Linked DNA regions of Homo sapiens: region 1 is linked to region 2. Evidence: read pairs that join two places in POLR2A ChIA-PET (ENCODE). Cell type or tissue: OCI-LY7. All regions are shown on one strand.

Region 1 (4,000 bases), 92 kb after region 2:
TGAGTTCCAAGCGATTAAAATGTTTGGGTGCAGTACTCCTCCAAGGACATGCTTATCCCTAACTGTTACTGCATTACTAGGAAAACTTCTTTGTTCAGTCTGTAAGAGGACTGTGGCATTTGAGGACAGCCTTAAGAAGATATTAAGTAGCAGAGAATCTTCTACGCTCACCTGTGATTTCAGCAGTGGTCACACCTGTTAAGAGCAGAGTTCTTTTAAACACACGGGGAAGACACAGGAGGCCTTGAGAGTCCTCTGGCAGCTGTCGATGGTGCAACTGTATTCGCACTTTTCCATATTTTCCCTTCCTATTGGCATTCTCAAGTTTTGTGCACATGTATGACATTTACACAGTAGGGGATCTATTGAGATATTTTCAAACAGTCAACAATCCTAATCAAAATGTGTGCTACTGAAATAAGTTATTTGGAGTATTAAAACAAGTATCTTCCTGTGGACAACACTACTCATTTGTAATTATGTGATGGGAAGCTTGGGGAAATGTACAGGAGCTTTCAGAACTTATACTTCTGCCTCATGCCATTGTAGATGAAATTATATACTCACACTTTTAGAAATCTGAGATACACATTCACCAAAACTTTTAACCACTGTGAAAGAAACAGATAATCAGCTGTCATTATCCTTGTGTTCAAGATGAAGACCGAAACTTCATTTTCAAAGGTAACTCTGTCAGATCATAACATAAGCACACTTCCTTCAGTGCTTCAGGCCTCAGTAACAGCCAAGACTTATTTCTAAACCACACTGCTCATCAGGGTGCAGTCTATGAAAACTGCCCAGGAAACCTCCTTCCCATTGGTTCCTGAGGAGGGGAGGAACGGACAGCAGACAGGTGAGTACTCAATTTGATTATCTCAGGTAAAGCTTAGAACCCAGCAAAGGCTAACAGACAGTATCACTGGTAGCACCAAAGAAGCCATTTCAGATAATTTCTTAGTATTCCGTAGGCCTTAGTATACCAACAATCTGTTTCTACCACCTTAAAATTTAATAGCGTAGGCCAGGCACGGTGGCTCATGCCTGTAATCCCAGCACTTTGGGAGGCTGAGGCGGGTGGATCATGAGGTCAGGAGTTCAAGACCAGCCTGGCTAATATGGTGAAACCCCATCTCTACTAAAAATACAAAAATTAGCCAGGCATGGTGGCACATGCTTGTAGTCCCAGCCACTTGGGAGGCTGAGGCAGAAGTATAGTTTGAACCCGGGAGGCAGAGGTTACAGTGAGCTGAGATCACGCCACTGCACTCCAGCCTGGGCAATAGAGCGAGACTCTGTCTCAAAAAAAAAAAAAAATTAATAGCGTAATACAACCACCATTTTTGTTATAACTCACAGATTATCTGGGCCGGGAATGCTGATAGTGCACATGCTATCAGCCATAGCTGGGAAGACTGTAACACTGGGTGTACTCAAATGGCTGGGGTTTGGAATCACCCGGAGACAGGTCTGGTGCCTAGGCCAGGATCAGCAGCAGCTGTAGAGCAGAATGTCTGTGTGGCCGGGGCTTCCTCACATCGTGGTAGCCTCAGAGCAGTGCGACTTCCTACTTGGTGGGCAGAACTGCAGAGGAGAGTGTTCTGGAGGACAGAGCAGAGCTGTGTGGCCTTTTGTGAAACAGCCTTGGAAATATGTAGTTTCATTTCTGCCATATTTTTTTGGTCAAAGGAGTCACAGGCTCAGATTCAAAGTGTGGGAACATAGACCCCCGATTCTCAATGGCAGGGGTGTCACAAAATGTGTGACCCTGTTTTAAAACCACCACAGGCCCCCTCTCCTTAGTATTCCACTGGCCCTTTATCCTGGAAACCTCAGGAAATGGTTTTTCCTGATTTTCTTCTTTAATTCTCCTCTCCCATCCCTTCCTCAATCCAGTTCAAGGATAAGGGCCTAGAACTCCACCTGTGTCCTATTCCCTCTTGAATCCACAGGTCGAGCAGGAAAGTGAAGGATGAGGCTGGCATGTGTAGAAGTGCCAGTGGAGGGCGCTGTGGCTGACTAGAAGGCCTCTACGTTTTAAAGGACAGCTGTTCCAAACGGAGGTGGGAATGAAGTCCTTGTGTTTCCAGATTTCCCATTTTAATGTGAAATTAGATATTGAAATATTGCTTCATAATGTTTTAAAAGCATACCATGAGATCTGGGTTTATGCTCTTGTCTATGCACTGGCTCTGAGCCCCTCTTTGAAAGACCCAGAACTCATAAAACAAGGCATTATTTAAGATTGCACATTTATGTTTATCCCCAGAAATTTCCACATTGGGGTCTGGAATGCCATTGCTTCTTTAAATACTACTTACTTTAAATCATATTTGCAAAGAATTCTTGTAACTGAGAATCTAGGCGCTCAATAAATAGACCGCATCCTTCCTTCATCTGCACATGAATGGCAGCATTTTGTGCATTAATTACGTGTGTGATGTGTCTAAGCTGAATTGGCTGAGGAGCAGAACTTTAATGATTAGCTGTATAAAACTGAAAGAGAGCTTCAATTTTGACGTTAAGCCTTGCTTATCTTTTATATTCTCAGCCTTTCTCGACGTTTGTTAGAATTTAAACTTGTCCTAAGCATGACAACATCTGTTCAAAAGAGAGGGGGGATAATATATGTTTATATATACACACCTTAATTTAGTATTGGGGACCTTCCAGTTACCAATTATAAGTGTAAAGACTAAATAAAAGTTATAGAAAATTAGACAAAATAAACAGTGACCAAGAGAAGATTTAAGAAATCTGAAGCTAAAGATTTATTTTTCTGCCTGCCCTCCTTGAAGTAACCATTAAGTTTATAAATAGCCTCCTTCCTCTGAGAAGAAAGGTCCTAGTGACACCAAACAGGATGCGACGCGCTGAGTACTCTCCCCTTTCATTTTGAAACTCGAGCTTTTGTGAAGACTATCATTGTGCATCCGTCTGTCTCTCCTCATTACCACTTCTGGTTGGAGCCGGAAGCAGGACAGATGCATATAGTCCTCATTTCAACCACAGGAATTGACTTTAAAGGTGACACTGTCCTTAGTAACACAGCTGATGCCCTGTAGGGGTAAAATTAGTTGTGTTTTCTCTGTGCAGGTGAAATTTTAATGAATTTTTTGATACTCTGTAGAGCATTCACTGCAAAATGCGTTGTAAGCTCTAAACACCAACAGCTGATTGTGAAAGACTCTTTATTTTTTCTTTGCCCTAACTTAAAAAAAAACAGAGAATGTTTCCAGAGAATCTACTAAGGAAAACATCAGGTCTGACAACAAAAGAGAACTGAGAGAGCGAAGAGGAGGCAGCTTTCTGCACTTTGCACACTGGGTTGCAGTTCTCACAGAATCCTGGGGCTCAGGACAAAATGGAAGCTTCCTCCTTGGACCTGCATTTACCCCAGGCCTCGAAACAAAGCCCCCCAGTCTATAGTTTCCAGTGTCACTTCACAGATCTTTTCATACCACAGCAACCCATACTGCCAGGAATCTGCCTGTTGTCTCCAGCACAGCTTCCTATTGAAAGCAACTCTATGTCTAACCTGCCTTAAAGCAGGTTACGGCTATATTTTAAAACCCACCGCATTAATTCAGGACATATCTTTTTATCAAATGGATTTCTCTTCTGCATACATATTTAAACATGAGCCGTACACTCAGAGCAATGGACTGTTTTATGAAAGGTGATTAGCATATAGTACTCAATCAAAGAATTTGTAAATGAAAAAAGTTGAAAATATGAAATATTGATCACTGGGGTACTCATTAACTGTTCAAAAGCATAATTTAGTTGAATTTCAAATGTGTTAATGTAGGATATCATTCATAGAAAAGAAAAGGATTGTAATTTTACACATCATGTTTAACTTTTTAAAGTGTGGCATCTTTAATGCAGGTATTTGTTCTTAGAACTCTTATTGTATGACTGATTCAGACTTCGTGATTCATTAGCCCTACAAATCTCGAGAACATACATGAATGTGCTCATACAGAGGTTAGAAACT
Region 2 (4,000 bases):
GACATTTGGGTTGGTTCCAAGTCTTTGCTATTGTGAACAGTGCTGCAATAAACACATGTGTGCATGTGTCTTTACAGAGCATAATTTATAATCCTTTGGGTATATACCCAGTAATGAGATTGCCGGGTGAAATGGTATTTCTAGTTCTAATACCTAGGAATCCAACCTACAAGGGATGTGAAGGACCTCTTCAAGGAGAACTACAAACCACTGCTCAATGAAATAAAAGAGGACACAAACAAATGGAAGAACATTCCATGCTCATGGATAGGAAGAATCAATATCGTGAAAATGGCCATACTGCCCAAGGTAATTTATAGATTCAGTGCCATCCCCATCAAGCTACCAATGACTTTCTTCACAGAATTGGAAAAAACTACTTTAAAGTTCATATGACCCAAAAAAGAGCCCGCATTGCCAAGTCAATCCTAAGCAAAAAGAACAAAGCTAGAGGCATCACGCTACCTGACTTCAAACTATACTACCAGGCTACAATAACCAAAACAGCATGGTACTGTTACCAAAACAGAGATATAGATCAACGGAACAGAACAGAGCCCTCAGAAATAATACCACACATCTACAACCATCTGATCTTTAACAAACCTGACAAAAATAAGAAATGGGGAAAGGATTCCCTATTTAATAAATGGTGCTGGGAAAACTGGCTAGCCATATGTAGAAGCTGAAACTGGATCCCTTCCTTACACCTTATACAAAAATTAATGTGAGATGGATTAAAGACTTAAATGTTAGACCTAAAACCATAAAAACCCTAGAAGAAAACCTAGGCAATACCATTCAGGACATAGGCATGGGCAAGGACTTCGTGTCTAAAACACCAAAAGCAATGGCAACAAAAGCCAAAATTGACAAATGGGATCTAATTAAACTAAAGAGCTTCTGCACAGCAAAAGAAACTACCATCAGAGTGAACAGGCAACCTACAGAATGGGAGAAAATTTTTGCAATCTATCCATCTGACAAAGGGCTAATATCCAGAATCTACAAAGAACTTAAACAAATTTACAAGAAAAAAATCAAACAACCCCATCAAAAAGTGGGCGAAGGATATGAACAGACACTTCTCAAAAGAAGACATTTATGCAGCCAAAAAACACATGAAAAAATGCTCATCATCACTGGCCATCAGAGAAATGCAAATCAAAACCACAATGAGATACCATCTCACACCAGTTAGAATGGCGATCATTAAAAAGTCAGGAAACAAAAGGTGCTGGAGAGGATGTGGAGAAACAGGAATACTTTTACACTGTTGGTGGGAGTGTAAACTAGTTCAACCATTGTGGAAGACAGTGTGGCGATTTTTTTTTTTTTTTTTTTGAGACAGTCTCGCTGTGTCTCCCAAGCTGGAGTGCAGTGGTGCGATCTCAGCTCACTACAAGCTCCACCTCCCAACTTCATGCCATTCTCCTGCCTCAGCCTCTCGAGTAGCTGGGACTACAGGCACCCACCACCACATCCGGCTAATTTTTTTTGTATTTTTTTAGTAGAGACGGGTTTTCACTGTGTTAGCCAGGATGGTCTCCATCTCCTGACCTCGTGATTCACCTGCCTGGGCCTCCCAAAGTGCTGGGATTACAGGTGTGAGCCACCACGCCTGGCCTGGACTGTTCTTTTCATGGCAAAGCTCCTAGAAGAGAGAAAACAAACTCTAAATAAATAATAGCTATCATTACAATAAGCTGTAGCTAGTTTGATTAACAAATCATCCTAAAATATCCAGACAATATGAAAACATTATTCCTAAAATACTGGTCCCTCATATGCAGCAAGAAAGAAAGAATGAAAGTGATCTATAACAGATTACAACAAATCACACTGTAAAAGAATTCTCATGGTGGTCGGGGTTTGTAGCATGAAAAGATGGTTTCTTTCCTTTACAATGAAAAGAATTAATGAGTTTTTTTTTTTTAAGAAAAAAAACCTCTAGAAATAACTGACATTTGAAATACTTTACACAAAATAAATTGTCAATTTTGTTGTTACTGCCCACAAATACGGGAACCCTTAGCCTCCAATCAATGAAGCTAGAGTGTCTAGTTGCAACATATCATAGCTTTCAAGATTTCTCAAAACAGAGAACAGATTTTCATAAGTATATCTGAAAAAAGCTTCTACAGAAATGTGAGTCTCAGAGAATCCCCCAAGAGGAAATGTCTCACATACACACATAAATAGACAACCTAAAAAAGCACTACGTCTTTTCAAAGAGATGTTAATAGAATAAAATGTAAATTTATCTTAAATAACTAAAAAGCTAGTATAAAATCAACATTTGAGATTCCCAGAATATTTATAATATTTCCAATACAAACCGGTTAGCTTTACAAATAAGTGAGAATCCAACTAAATTAAAATTCAAATATGACTGAAATGTACCCATGTTATCCAAGAAAAATCAATAACCTTCCAATTCCTGAAGCTGGTACTTTATCTGTGAAGCAGTGTTGTATCATAGCTAGACAGATCACATCTCAGGCCAAGGTCCACACTAGCTACTTTCCAGCTGTGTGACCCTGGCTAAATAAACTCTCAGCTTCATTTTTTTTTCTTTTTTTTATTCTATTTTATTGAGATGGGGTCTCGCTATGTTACCCAGGCTGGCCTCAAACTCCCAAGCTCAAGTGATCCTCCTGCCTCAGCCTCCCACAGTGCTGGGATTACAGATGTGAGCCACCACACCTGGGCAGCTTCACTTTTCTTAAATGGAGATAACAGCTCTTCCATCAGGTCATGGGAAGACTAACTCAAATCATATCAGGATTCAGCTCATCTCATGCCTAAAACATATGAAAGCCGATGTATTACCTTTTCACGGGATCTCCCCGTTCTCACCCTCATGCACTCTACAGCTCTGGCCAAAGCCTTCCGCAGGTCATGATTGTTTTTTCTTAGACCTCAATCAGGGTTTCTCCTTCATCCTTTCAAGGTAAAGGGTGAGTCATCTTCCACCTACAGTAGCCATCTTACCACCACATTCAAACATTTAAATCCTTCAATTCCTTTCAAGGCCCAGGAGAAACTTAAATCCTCTCAAGCCCAACACAAACACTACCTCCTCCATGAAGCCCCCTAATTCCTTCAGGTCAATGTTTCTCAGCCCTGGCTCTACCCAATCATGGAGAGAATTTTAAAAAAAAATTAAACAAAATTATCTGAAGCCTGGGCCTTAGCACTGCTGTTGGTCTGAGGTGTGGCCCAAGCATCAGGGATGAAGTGACCTCTCCTTGCACTGAGACCCCACAACGCTTCAGCAGCCCTTTGTACAGGATGGTAGAAAAGTTATTGCTGTTTTCACCCTTAAAAGTAACGGTCAAAACTGCAGCTACTTTCACCAACCTAATACCTTATTTTAATCATATACAAATGCATTTAAAGTATAAACTTCTGGAAAACAGGATCAGTGTTTGATTTATATATCGCCCTCAAGTTACCACAACAACAGTAACTTAAATTGCTAGGCTGCCAGCTATCTCTTGAATGCACAGGTAAATAAATAACATTTCAGTGCCTCTGGAATATAGGATTCAAAGTCATGATTTGAAACAAAAGGTTATCAGTACCTGAATAAATAATCTCCATTTCAACAGCTCAGCTGTTAAGTTCTACTTATATAACTCAGCCAATGCATAAGGGAAGAAATGATTTATTCCAGACAGAGAGAAAACATCACTAAAATAAAGCTAGTACAGGGCTAAACACTTCAGTGGTCCCTCCCTTCCCACCTCCTACCATTCTAAAACACTTAAGAGTTCTCTAAATAGATCAAGCACCCTTCTTCCTCCATGCTTGGATATACACTGCAATCTTTAACCACATTCCTCATCTGGCTTTTACTTCTCATTCTGGAAACACCTTCTACGATGGAAAGCCTTCCCATAGGTGAAACTCCTGGTTCAATATTCCTCTTCCCTATTCCTTTAGCGTTTACTAATATTACTCATATCGCAGCAACTGTCAAAAAGAAATTATTGGC

Evidence for each region. Peaks named below come from ENCODE experiments on the same cell type or tissue, not always from the same donor. Only the 100,000 strongest peaks of a DNase experiment are listed, where the experiment ranks them.
Region 1: POLR2A ChIA-PET joins it to region 2 with 5 read pairs; 10 of 35 experiments call an interaction of 5 or more read pairs at or near these places.

The regions. Positions count from the first base shown.
Region 1 is chr6:5,173,385-5,177,384 of GRCh38, reverse strand. All of the region lies in intron 2 of LYRM4 (LYR motif containing 4), which reads left to right. All of the region lies in intron 3 of LYRM4-AS1 (LYRM4 antisense RNA 1), which reads right to left. Among named protein-coding and RNA genes, the nearest start is that of MIR3691, 27 kb to the right of the region's middle. In OCI-LY7, CTCF peaks have their summits at 1,793, 1,993 (motif pointing right) and 3,282; DNase peaks (open chromatin) are centred at 2,014, 2,904 and 3,324; H3K4me3 peaks cover 2,081 bases; H3K27ac peaks cover 2,529 bases.
Region 2 is chr6:5,265,096-5,269,095 of GRCh38, reverse strand. The region is part of intron 1 of FARS2 (phenylalanyl-tRNA synthetase 2, mitochondrial); the gene reads right to left. Among named protein-coding and RNA genes, the nearest start is that of FARS2, 5.6 kb to the right of the region's middle. In OCI-LY7, no CTCF peak of the experiment used is centred here; no DNase peak of the experiment used is centred here.